3 separate regions of the Homo sapiens genome follow, and regions 2 and 3 are each linked to region 1. The links are chromatin contacts, found by Hi-C or POLR2A ChIA-PET in ENCODE. All regions are on one chromosome and are shown on one strand. Each heading gives the region's core, a stretch centred on a gene start or an enhancer-like site at or near the end of the contact. The rest is flanking DNA. Distances are from core to core; before and after follow the strand shown. Region 1 holds the start of LINC02758 (long intergenic non-protein coding RNA 2758). Region 2 has its middle 69 kb from the start of LINC02742. Region 3 overlaps LINC02742 (long intergenic non-protein coding RNA 2742).

The links. A loop is a pair of places that touch in the nucleus more often than their neighbours do. ChIA-PET counts read pairs that join two places held with the same protein, here RNA polymerase II (POLR2A). Pooled maps may share reads with other maps.
Region 2: a map of PC-3 shows a loop between it and region 1 (2.9-fold over the local background). The contact joins the enhancer-like site here to the promoter of LINC02758 in region 1. A Hi-C loop is called at or near these places in 2 of 168 maps with a recorded cell type or tissue (Calu3 and PC-3) and 2 of 50 pooled maps. POLR2A ChIA-PET finds 5 or more read pairs at or near these places in 1 of 52 experiments (PC-3).
Region 3: a map of mammary epithelial cell shows a loop between it and region 1 (3-fold over the local background). The contact joins the enhancer-like site here to the promoter of LINC02758 in region 1. A Hi-C loop is called at or near these places in 2 of 168 maps with a recorded cell type or tissue (PC-3 and mammary epithelial cell) and 2 of 50 pooled maps.

Annotation. Positions count from the first base shown.
Region 1 is chr11:28,536,563-28,541,259 of GRCh38, forward strand. It overlaps LINC02758 (long intergenic non-protein coding RNA 2758), which reads left to right and starts at 2,385. Exons shown (of 8, transcript XR_002957243.2): 1 at 2,385-3,224.
Region 2 is chr11:28,831,188-28,835,910 of GRCh38, forward strand. No RefSeq gene overlaps it. Among named protein-coding and RNA genes, the nearest start is that of LINC02742, 69 kb to the right of the region's middle. Within about 2 kb of position 2,649, at least 4 of the 41 ENCODE cell types and tissues checked have a DNase peak (open chromatin) inside an H3K27ac peak, as active enhancers do; they include PC-3, where a contact is called at or near this core.
Region 3 is chr11:29,016,629-29,020,702 of GRCh38, forward strand. All of the region lies in intron 1 of LINC02742 (long intergenic non-protein coding RNA 2742), which reads left to right. Among named protein-coding and RNA genes, the nearest start is that of LINC02742, 120 kb to the left of the region's middle. Within about 2 kb of position 2,188, at least 2 of the 41 ENCODE cell types and tissues checked have a DNase peak (open chromatin) inside an H3K27ac peak, as active enhancers do; they include mammary epithelial cell, where a contact is called at or near this core.

The DNA.
Region 1 (4,697 bases), core at 1,135-3,634:
TAATTCCTGTTCTGTTAGCCTGGGTCCTGAGTTCAAGGTGATTTCTACGATCAAAGCCACCCTGTCACACAGTGTTGTGCAAATAGTATACATGAGAAATAAACCTTTGCTAATAGAAGTCAATAAGATTTGGGAAGTGCTTGTTACTGCAGCAAATCCTGTCCTGTTGTGAATAGAAACTGATGTCATGATTAAACAAGACCTTTAAGTTCCTCCATCTGAGGGAGATTGGAAGGTATTTTGTTTGTAGAAAGAAGAATGAACCCAGTATTTGTGACCATAGTTCACAAAGGTGAATGATGATGGTCATTAGGACTGTTCAAAAATGTCAGTTTCCTCACTCTGGATATAGGGTAGGATCATATTTGCTATCCCATTTGGACATGATCTTTTGTGAATTTTGTGCAAATTTCTTTGGCTTATATACTCAGGAACTGGAATGCTAGACTGTACACATTGTTCTTCATAGTGGATATACCAGTTTACCCTCCCTGTAGCAGATCAGTAATTCCTGATTTGCGACATTCTCAGCAACACTTTACATATCCATCATTCCAAATTTTTTCAATCTTGTGGGTATAAATTGGTATGTAATTATTGCTTTATTCAGGATTCTTCTGAGTGCTATAGAGACTGAATGCCTGTTCACTTACCTTAACTCTGAATCACATACAAATTGTGCAAGTTTAAATTTTGACCATGTAAGCATTGTGTTTTTTGTCCTCTTTTTTTGGTGGGTTCTATGGAGTTTGTCGTATACTTCAGATGTTAAATTCTTGTCAGATTTTGATATTGCAAATATCTTGTCCCAGTCTGCCACTCATCTGTTAACTTTGACAATGATGTTCATTAAACAGATATCTTTAATTTTTATGAAAATTCATTAATTTTTCTGCTCATGGCTTTTGATTTTTGAATCTTTTTAAATTAAGAAAATTTTTCTTATCGTCAAAGTACCAAAAATAATTTTCTACCTCAGTTTTTATCTTTTTATAATTTTTCCTTTCCCATTTAGGCATTTAATCCATTTGGTGTTGAATTTTGATGTATAATACGAAGTGGGAAATATAACATTTTTTATTGACATCATTATCTAAATAATTCATGCATCAGTCAGTGATCTTTGATGCCATCTCTACCATAGGGTAGGGTCTCACACAAATGAATCCGTTTCTAAGTTTTCTACCATGTTTCATTCATCTACTTGTTGACTCTGTATCACAACCACACTATTGATTACTGTGATTTATTAATTATTGTTTTATTAATGGATGTTTATTTTTTATTAAAAAATCTTAGGATAAACTTGTTGAAGTCCTCAGTGTTGTTTAGATTGGAACTACATTAAATTTATATAGTCATTTGGTTTAAAGTTAACAAGTTTACAGTGCTGTTATCTCCTCCAAGAATGAAGTATATTTCTTTGTTTATTCAAGTTTTATGGGGAGAGAGATGAGTCATTTTAAAACATTTAAAATTTTTCTCCATAAAGGTCTTGGTCACTTCTATTAGATTAATTCCTACATGTGTTTGTTTTTTCATTGCCATGTTATTTACTGGTTATCACTGATAAGACAGATGCTACTCATTTTGGGGAACTGATCTTGTCTCTGGCTACTTTGGTCAAATCTTATGAATTCTAATGGTTTACTATGGATTTTCTTGTTGTCTCCCTGCCCCTCATGGAAATGTACTATTTGTTCTGTTTTTTTCAAATAGGTCGGGCGCGGTGGCTCATGTGGTTGGGCATGGTGGCTCGCACCTGTAATCCCAGCACTTTGGGAGACAGAGGCAGGTGGATCACTTGAGGCCAGGAGTTTGAGACCAGCCTGGCCAACATGGTGAAACCCTGTCTCTACTAAAAATACAAAAATTAGCTGCCAAGCATAGTGGTGCACGCCTGTAATCCCAGCTACATGGGAGGCTAAGGCAGGAGAATCGTTTGAACAGGGGAGGCAGAGGTTGAAGTGAGCCGAGATGGTGCCACTGCACTCCAGCCTGGGCAACAGAGTGAAGCCCTGGCTCAAAAAAATAAGTAAGTAAAAATAAAAATAAATAAAAAATAGTAACAACATTGTGTCTTCCTTTCCAATATGTTTATCTTTCTCTCTCTCTTTCTCCTTCCATCTCTATCTCTGTTTCTCTCCTTCTCTCTCTCTCTTTCTTTCTCTCTCTCTCTCTCCCTCCCTCCCTCCCTGTCATCTTATTGTATTGGTCAGTACCTCTGGTATCATGTCAAACAACTGAAATGATAGCACACATCTTTTTCTTCTTCCTAACTTTAAAAAATATACATTTAAGAATTTATCATTATGGTTTTGCCCTAGGTTCTTGGTAGGCTATTATTATCCTTATTATTGTTTAAATAAAATTAATAGTTTCTTTCTATTTCTTGTTTCTACGAATTTTTTAAAAAACAAAATGTATTAATTTTATCAAGCACTTTTTCTGCATCTCTTAAAGTGACCATATGAACTGTCTTCCGTAGTGCTAATGTAGTAAATTACATTGTTTGTTTGATACTGAGCCATCCAGGAGTTTCTAAAATAAATCTTGTCATAATTTTTTAAGTATGCTATTAAATTTGGTTAGTTTTCCCAGGGGTTTTTTTTTGTATCTATTATATAAGTAAAATTGGCTTACATTTTTGTCCTTATTATGAACTTCTCTGGTTTTAATATAGGGGTGAAACTGGCTTTTAAAATGAGTTAGCTAACTTTTATTGCTTTTACATTTTCTGGAACAACATATGGTGGTTATCTGTTTTTATATTGTTTGTTACACTCACCCCATGCAACTATCCAGGCCTAAAATGTCTTAGGTAGTAGTGGGAGAATTGGTAGAGAAGGAAGTTTTTACTATCTTTTTTTTGATGATTTGGCATATTCATGGGTTCTATTTCTTTTTATGCTTATTTTGACTTTTTGTATGTTTTTCAAGAAATTTATTAATTTCATCTAGATTTTTAAAAATACAATTCAATATGGTTGTTGAGTGGTTTATAGTTTTTTCATGATGCTAAGAAAATCTCTGTTATTTTTATACTTATTTCCTCTTTCTCAATTGCTTATTTATGTTCTTCAGAAGCTCTACAAGGTCCTTCTCACTGCACTAGTTCTTGATTGGGGATATTTGTTATGCTACGATATAATCTGACCCTCCCCAGCTGTGCTTTCTGAAATACACCCCACAGCCTCTTGCTGAAGGACACTTTAACTTGGCAGGTAGGCCTTATGAGTAAGATGGTTCACACTCAGCTACTTTCCATACTGTTCACTTGATTTATGGGACAGTCATACATGTCTATTATACAGCCTTATTCACTTACTGTTACCCCCTATCATTACCACAGACTGTCTCTTTCAACATCGTGGTTGTTTTCTTTCTGTCATATTTCTTGTTTCCCAATTAATGTATTCAGAGCTATACATTTTATTCTATGTACTGCTCTAGCTACATTTCACAGATTTTTGCATATAGTACTTTCATTGAGTTCTGCTCAAATTGTTTTTAAAAATTTCTGTCAGGATTTTTCCTTTACCAAAGAATAAGTTAGTGATATTTATCTTTTATCTAAAAATCATTTGTTATTAATTTTCAATTTTATTACATCCTGGTAATTCACAGAAATATGATCTGTGTGATGTTGGTTCTAGCCATCATAACTGAGTGATTGACTCTAACATATACATTTCAGGCACCATAGCAGGGGACAAGGGGAAAGAGATCTCGGGGGATATCTGCATATGCTGCTGACTCTATTGCCCATAATGGAAGGGCATAATTAATTAGAAAGCTAGAAATCAAACTTTCTCCATGTGGAAGGATAAGAAATCTGAGGCTTACAAGAGCAGCAGGACTAGAGAATAGGAAATGAAAGGTTCATCACAATAGTCTTCTCACCATCATAATCTTTTTATTTTGGGGATAAATATTGAATATATTTTATATTCAAGACAACACAATGGGTTTTGGGGGGATTCTGGTGAAATCTGTAGTTAGGACAGTGGCAGAGACTGGCTAGGTACTCACCAAACACATTTTCTCTTCTTTCTGGGTACACTGCTAGCTTATCCTCCCAGCTCACTCTTCCTGAGGTAAGGACATGTGACCACTTCTCATGAATGGAATGTGAGAAGAAATGTGTGTCACTCCTAGGCCAAGGTTGCTGAGTGGGTATAGTCTTCTCTGTGCCCTTTGTTCTTGTTACTACTCAGATTCAGAGGGTCCTTTGGAGTAGTCCAAGGAGATGGCACAGCCACTTGATTGAGGGGAAACCTGGAATCCTAAATAACAGGGAAACCTGGAGTCTCCTTTCCCCCAGCCCCATCCCCACTGAGTCACACTGAATTATGATATGAGCCACAAATAAATCTTTATTTTATTAAGCCACTGAAATTCTGGGGTTATTCAGCACAGTAGCTACCAAGACAAATATAGAAAATTACAATACAAATTGGAAAGTGAGATGTAACTTGTGAGAGATGGGGAGAGCTTCTGTTCCTTTGAGATAATCAAAGAAGATTTTATTGGAGGAGGTAATAACTGAGCCAGATATATTTTTAAATTAGATAAGACATAGGTAATTAGAAATGGGAGAGGCAGAGAGTTGGTAACTGTTTCAGAGGCAGAAATGAAAGAATGAAGGGGGAATTGGGAGGTGTGAATAGATCATATATTATATGTTAGTTTGGATG
Region 2 (4,723 bases), core at 1,399-3,898, 290 kb after region 1:
AAATCTGAAGTAGATTTCCCAGCCCTGAAAAAAATTCAACTTAAGTAAATCTGGAATTGATGCATTGCTCTATTATTTTAGGTAGAATTTAGTGCGTCAGTAAAATGCACTTCCATTAGTGTCATCTGGTGATAACAATAATCATCTATTTGAAAAGTGTTATAATGCTTAAAGAGAAGACTTTAACTATTTTTTTTTAAATTTAAAATGCATGATGACTCTAGGCTTTTTTGATCTTTTACAGAGGTGACAGTAAAGTCTTCTGTCCATAGAGAATGCCGCTGTTGAGATTGACAATCACTCTCACTTTCTCTTTTGCTTTTAGTCTTCATGTTCATTTCTTCCCTGCTTTTCCTTATGTACTGAAAGAACATTTTCTGGAACAGTGGGATCAAGGAGCTTTGTTTGCGTCCTTAATAAGTTATGTTGTCTGGTTTCTCAGGAAATCACTGGAGGCTTTATAAATTTTGTTTTTTAATTTCGAATTTATAAAATCTACTCCCTTTACTGTCTGACTTAAAGATGTAGGTAAGAGGCTATCACTCTTTGAACAAATATGGTACAAGTCGGGGTTAATATTTCTCTTTTCCTAAATTTCTCAGAGGAGATGGGGACAAAGAGTGGAATTATGAAGTTGTAGTCATTTTGTGTGCTTCAGGATTATTTGAAAGTAACATTTGCTTAAATTTTAGAAGTGGACTTTGTCATTTGCTATTTTACTGATGCAACTGGAGATAATTTAGAAAGTAATATTAAAGTAATAGTAAATATAAGACAACAATAGCTTTCCAGCACAGCTGATGCCTAGAAGAATTCTCTCCTTGAACTTTGCTACTCATCAGTCAATGAGCATTTGGTACATACCAGGCATTGTGCTGCATGTTTTATATACATAGCCTCAAACAATCCTAAAAATGTATCTTTTAGGAATTGCATTTGTGTTATTATCTCATTTCATAGGTAAAACTCAGGGGAGGTAAATAACTTGTCTAAGTTTATTACTTTCTAACTAATAAGTAACAAAGCCCTGATTCTAACGCAGTTTTTTTTTTTTTTTTTTTTGACTCTGAAGTCCACACTATTAATACTAAAAGGAATTACCTTCTATTTCCAACCATTTTCATTCCTCTTTTTATAACAACCAGTGGTGACTTATATTCTTTGCAAGGGAATTTGATGTCAGTTGGTCATAATATCACCAGAAAAATTTAGTGATTAGGAAAATTGTTAGCACAGTAATTGATTATGTTGGTATCATCAGAAGTTTGATTTCATCACACCTTAGCTAAGGAAAAAGGTGTCTTAAAAGAAAAGTTATTGAGATATCATTTCTAAAATCACAATTATTTTGTGTTTCCTCAGTGGTTTTTCATGGAAAATATTCTGGATAGTAAAAGAATACCATTTTTAGATTTTGTCACTTCATGTGATAATTCTTTTTAGGACCACAGGAAGTGAACATGATTAGCATTTGAAAATTTGTTGTTCTCAAGTACAAGTAAAAGCCTGTACAACTTTAAATATTTACCATAGAATCATATTGGATAATAGTATTAGTAAGGGGAAAAATCCCCTTGAACCAAAAATGTGTTAGACAAACTGTGCATCCTGACTCAGATGTTCTTATTTTTTTGATAAAAGTATTCCAAAAAGAGAATAAAAGATAATTTTATCACATGGATAAAATTCATCTGAACCAAAGTGATCTCTAAACAGATTGAGTTTTATTATAGTATAAAAAAATATGCCCTCAGGTAGCATCACCTAAGGAGTAACTGAAGCCTTCAAGGTCCCCATATGTTTCTACATCTATTAAAATGCATAAAAGCCTTCCTTTATACTATTAAGTTATATTAGGTTATTGAGGATAATTACTTCAAAACTGTTTAAATCTAATCAAGTAAGATTCCTCATTTGTTTAGTTATTATTCATTAAGCACTTACATTAATATTTAGACTTTTGAAAATTCAATAGTACTTTTTAAAAACTTGAGTCAGCTAATAGTAAGAGACACAACACAACGATTTTTTTCCTGAGGGAGGTCACATGTGTCAATACCAGTAGCTTCTCTGAATAATCGGTGTAAGGTGGCCAATGAGGAGTAGTCATGTAGAATACTTAATATTGACACAATAGAACAGATCTAGAATCCACATTTTTCTCTGGGGTGGAAGATACTTTTTTGTAGAGTCAGGAAGCCATTATGTCTACCAAAGCCTGCCTTATCTCACAGTATGCATTGAACACAGAGGCTGAGAAAAGTAGGAAATGCCTTGGCTGCTGAAATAGAGAGAAGCCATTCCTACTTAATAAGTAACTGACAGTAGAAAATTTATAAATTATATTTTGAAGGAACTGACACTTTTTATCAGTATCATTGGTGAAAATTCTACTTAAAGAATAACTTAAGTCTTAGCATTTACAAAGATAGATAATGTTCTACAATTGAAAATCAGTCACAGACCCAGATGATTGCAATGAGTATGACAAACTATTATAAATGGTGCTGGGTGCTATAGTGGAAAGGAAGCATCAACCATTCTGATGGAAATGTGAGGAAATAGAGAAATCTTTCTGGGGAAGCAAGATCTGAGAAGATTTTGAGGTCTGAATAGAATTTACGTAGGCAAAGAAGGAATGCATGTGTTTCAGACAAGTGGAATTTCCTGTGCCAAGTCAGAGAGGAATGAGAGAGCATGGTGCATTCAGATAAGTGAAAGTTGCTCAGAAGGAATGGGAGCATTTATTGAATGGAGGGGATTGGTGACGCATGAAGTCAGGGAGCAGACAAGGGTCAGATATGAAATGTTACATTAATGTGTTTGAATTATTTTCCTGAGAGTGACATGAGAGCTTATTAAAGAATTTTAAGTAAGGACATGACATAATTACATTTCTTGTTTTAGGAAAACTATTCCAGAATCATTGAGAAGAATGTATTGAACAAGGTATGGACCAATATAGGAAGAAATCTTTTGAGTATCTTGCAAAAATTGAGGAGTGAGGTGATGAAAGCCTGAAGATAGGAAGTGTTAGGACAGAAATGAATAGAATGGAGGAAAACTGTATAAATGTTAAAATGCTACATGTAAAAATCAATTCTTTAGGTATTGAGGATTGGGAAAAAAGATTCTCAGAGGACTGGGTGGATATTTAGTGGTGCTCACTGAAATATGCAATGGGGAAACAGAGGCTGTTGAGGTATAGGGAAAGAGGGATTCAACTTGGAAGGGAATTTGATGTCAGTTGGTCATAATATCACCAGGAAAATTTAGTGATTAGGAAAATTTTTAGCACAGTAATTGATTATGTTGGTATCATCAGAAGTTTGATTTCATCACAGCTTAGCTAAGGAAAAAGGTGTCTTGAAAGAAAAGTTATTGAGATATCATTTCTGAAATCACAATTATTTTGTGTTTCCTCAGTGGTTTTTCATGGAAAATATTCTGGATAGTAAAAGAATACCATTTTTAGATTTTCTCACTTCATGTGATAATTCTTTTTAGGAGCACAGGAAGTGAATTGCTTGTGGCACATCTGGATGGAGATTCCCAGTAGCTATGAAGCCTACAACTATTGCATTAGTGAGTGAGAGCTTCACTGAAAATATAGACTTGAGAGAGGCTTCATAGGTAAGAGTTAGGCAACTGAGAAGAATGAGAAGAAAATGAAACACTCCTTAGCAAAAATTGAGGTAAAAGGGAGTGTGCTGGAAGAAGAAAAGTTGAGAAATTCATTGAAAAAAGACTACAAGGAAATTCGATTCCAGCTGACAAAAGGCTGTCTCTGTTTGCAGAATTTGCATGTATTTTCTTTTTAATTTGCCAGTTTTAAACTGAAAGAACAAGAGCTGAAAGTCAATTGATAGGTCATGAGTCACCAAGTATTTGACTGTTAGTATTATGTTAACAATCTGAGTGTATCAGCCAGCAAGCTTTTCAGGACCAGCAGATGTTGCTGGCATTAAGAACATGAGGGTTTCCAGCTTCATCCACGTTGGGGGAGGGGGGGAATAGCATTAGGAGATATACCTAATGTAAATGATGAGTTAATAGGTGCAGCATACGCACATGGCACATGTATACATATGCAACAAACCTGCACGTTGTGCACATGTACCCTAGAATTTAAAGTATATATAAAAAAAAACCATGAGGGGAGATGAGCACAAGATGAAAGGCCCATAGAAATGCTTTTAAAAAAATGAACAACAGGAATTGCTAATAATTTAAGGGACAAGAAAAAGGAATGGAAGGCTTGGGGACTGATGGCAGTGCAAAGACTTAATTTCCCATTGCATTAGCTTAGCAAAAAGAATCTGGGTGGTCCATCACCACACTCTTCCCTCTTGGGAGCAAACTACAGCCAAAGACATCTGGAATGGTTGTTTGAAAAATATATATATATGGGGAGAAATCTTGACATATTATCCTAAGAAGCAAATTAGGGTAATATGTGTAATGTCTTAAATCTTTTTGCAATGTTATGAAATTGATGTATTAACTAATATGGTTTCCAAGTAATAGAAAGATGGAAATGTTTAAGATTGTGGCTAAAAAAACACATTAACAGCAATACATTATTCTAAATACTGAGGCTCAGTAAATTCTGAAAGCACATCTACAACTATAGAATAATAAAGAAATAATAAAACAAGAGATAGGCCCAAATGCTAAATGTAGAAATCCCGAAGCAACATTATCCTCTAATTGTCCTAAATCA
Region 3 (4,074 bases), core at 938-3,437, 480 kb after region 1:
AAAAGTGTTCCTATTTCAGAAATACTGTTTGACCCAGCAATCCCATTACTGCGTATACCCAAAGGATTATAATACCCAAAGGATTATAAATAATGCTGCTATAAAGACACATGCACACATATGTGCATTGTGATACTGTTCACAATAGCAAAGACTTAGAACCAACCCAAATGCTCATCAATGATAGAAGGATAAAGAAAATGCACCACATATATACCATGGAATACTATGCAGCCGTAAAAAGGGATGAGTTCATTTCCTTTCTAGGGACATGAATGAAGCTGGAAACTATCATTCTCAGCAAACTAACACAGGAACAGAAAACCAAACACCACATGTTATCACTCATAAGTGGGAGTTGAACAATGAGAACACATGGACACAGGGAGGGGAACATCACACACCGGGTCCTGTCAGGGGGTTGGGGGGATAGGGGGAGGGATAGCATTAGGAGAAATACCTAATGTAAATGATGGGTTGATTGGTGCAGCAAACCACCATGGCATGTGTATACCTATGTACCAAACCTGCATATTCTGCACAAGTATCCCAGAACTTAAAGTATAATAATAATAATAATAATAATAATAATAATAATAATAATGATTGGCAAATGTGACCTACACATTTGCAAAGAAAAGGACAAATATCCTTTTAAAGCTTTATTTAAAAAAATGAAAATCTATTAAATGGCTTCTTCTATTTGAAAATAAAAGTAATTAAATAAAAAAAAAGCTATGACCTTGATATAAAGCCCTTCCTAAGGAATGTGAGAATTGCATAAAATAAGATAAATAATTTTGACCCCACAAATCTGAAATCCTCAATATTATAAAAACAGATAAAAGACAAGTGGTACACTGGGAAAAAATTTGTCAAAATAGAATAAAACATTAGATTATTATCTGGATTATACAAATTTCAAATATATTTTAAAAAGAAAAGGCAAAGCAATTCATAGATAGCGTCAAAGCCTATGATCAAGTAACTCACAGAAGAAATATAACAGAGGCCTCGCATGGTGGCTCAAGCCTGTAATCCCAGCACTTTGGGAGGCCAAGGCAGAATGATCACTTGAGACCAGGAATTTGAGAACATCCTGGGCAAGATAGGAAGACTCCATCTCTACAAAAAATAAAAAATTAGTCCAGCATGGTGGCTTGTGCCTGTAGTCCCAGCGACTGGGGAAGCTGAAGTGGGAGGATCACTTGAGGTCAGAAGGTGGAGGCTGCCCTGAGCCATGATTGTACCACTGCACTCCAGTCTGGGTGACAGAGTGAGATTGTGTCTCAGAAAATAAATAAAAATAGTTGATAAGTATAAAGGAATGACTTCACATTTAGTATTACCTAGAAAAATGCAAATTAAAATACATATTAGATTTAAATAAAAACATTACCAGTATCATATGTTGGCATATATGAGGGGAAATACATAAGAGTATAAATATGTACAGCCTTTGAGGAGGTCAATGTAATAGTACCTGTGCACAAGTATTGTCTTTGGCCCAACCACGAACTGTTTAGGTGCCTCACCTATGAGGTTATACATGCATACTCATGATTAATCATGTACATGCATTTTAGGTAACGAGGAAAAATTGAAAATAATATAAATCTACCAATTCATAAAAAGTAATGCAACCTCTGATGTATCCACATTGTAGAGTTTCAAGAATATGATAATTCTACATCTAATAACATGAAAAGATCCTTAAGTCATATTAGGAAATAACAATAGTAAGTTACAGAGCAATATATCTAGTTGGATTGTAATTCTTTATAAAGAAATAATTCTTCTTATTTCTTTATAAAAGAAAATAAGCTATAAGTATACATGAGCTTTTATGTGCATTCATGTGTCTGTTTTATTTTTGTAAATGTAAAGGAAAAGTTCTAGAGAAATAAACAAGAAAACAATCACAGTGACAGTTCTAGAGAAGAAATTAAGAGGAAAGACTTCACAAGGACTTTCAATTTTTACCTATTGTTTAAATTTTTTTTACATAAAGTCTCTATCCTGCTTTACATAAATAACTAAAAGGGAGAAAAACAACAATAAAGAACCTCAACACAGATGTGATTCATGTTTTTTTATTGTAATATTCATGTTTTACAGTGCCATTCTTTGGCAGTATACTGAAGGGGTCAGCATTTGCACAAATACTTAGTCATTCAGTAATACAAGAGATACGGAGGTGATAAATGAAATACTCAGTTGTTGCCACAACAAGGCAGTCTTAGTGAATCACGTAGGAAATGCCAGAAAGACAGCTGAGTGTAGACAAAACACTAGGAGAGAATACAGACATAATCACCATTTCCATGGCCCTTACTGTGTATGTTTTTCAATTCTTCTAATTATTCTTCTCTCTGAGGGACACATTAAAAAATGAAAGTAGTTTCTTACCACAAAGAAAGTACTTTAAAAAGCTATGTTAGATTGCTAAATATGGATTTTAATGAGTATCTAAAAAATTCTCATGGCCAAAGCATATTTATCTGAGCATTCAGTATATGTGTTTTAATTATATTAAGTGAGATTTCTGAACATCTGACATCTGTTTACTAGTCAACTCTTAATTATTTGAGCATAACAATGTTAAATGAAATGTTTTAAGGAAGCTGTTGGAACTCTGCAGTTCTAAGTGCGGTCCTAACAAATTCATAGGAAAGCCTTAGAATCCATCCCTGCACTCAGACACAATGGAGTCCACTTGCTCTTTGTTCTTCCCTTATTTCCTTGTTTTCTTGAATTTGTCTGCTTTTTCTTACCACCTCTCCTTCAGTAATGGTGCATTATTCACCAGGCCCTGTGTAAGACAATGTTGGCATCTTATAATCAGAGGAGTGGGTCTGAAGTTTTTTATTCAGAGACCGTGTACATAGAGATATTTAAAAATCATTTATTTCTCTAATAAAACAGTCTATCGTAATTGCTGTTTCTGCTATCATATTACTAAGAATACAGGGCCAGCAGGCAGAAAGCTTCACTTTGAAACCCAGCTTCCCTACCTGTGACACTTACTGGCTCTGTGGCTTATATTTTCTTTCTAAATGTCAGCTCTATGTCTAGTAATATTCTGGCCCTGTATCCACAACAACAGCAAAGCATAATGTTCTCAGTGTGTTTATCCAGATTCCAGAAGGCTCAAACTTTGTTTTTCTTTAATAATAATGACGATGATGGCTAATATTCATTGATATCTTACTCTGAGCCAAGCACTGCACTAAGCCCTTTATATGGATTATCCTATTTAATGCATACAATTCCATAAGGAACATATTATTCCATTTCCACAAATAAGAAATCTACAGATTAGAGAAGTTAAGTAACTTGTTCAAGGTCACATAGCTAGCAAGTGATAGAATCCAAAGCCAAGCTCTTAACAATTACAATATTCTGCTTCAATTATTTCCTGAGTGGTTTCCTTCCCCCACCTCACAGGTTGCCTGCCCAGCCTGTTGCTAAACTATGTCTGGCAGAGGATATCTCTTTCACCCCTGAGATGGAAAACCAGTATCTTTGCAGCCTTTTTTTACAACTACGAGCTTATGTGGTGGTTAACTTTAAGTGTAAATTTGAGTGAGTCATGGGATGCCCAGATATCTGATTAAACATTATTTGTGGATGTGTCTATGAGGGTGTTTCTAAAAGAGATTAACATCTGAATTGGGGGACTTAGTAAAGTTGATTGCCCTCCCTAATGTGGAGAGACATCATTCAATCTGTGGAAGGCCTGAATAGAACAAAAAGGAGGAGCAAGTTTGGATTCATACTCCCTCTACCTGATTACTTAAGCTAAAACATCAATATTTTCTGCCCCTCAGGATCCTGGTTCTCAGGCCTTCAGACTTGGATTAAAATGTATACCATCAGCCCCCTGGCTGCTGGGCCATTGAATTGCGCCCTCAGATTTTCTGTCTTTAGCTTGCAGATGGAACATCATGGGATTTATCAGCCTCCATAATCATGTGAATCATACCTTATAATAAGTCATGTCTATTTATCTATCTAGTTATCTATTCTATTGGTTTCGTTTCTCTGGAGAAGCCTAACTAATACAGCCTGCTT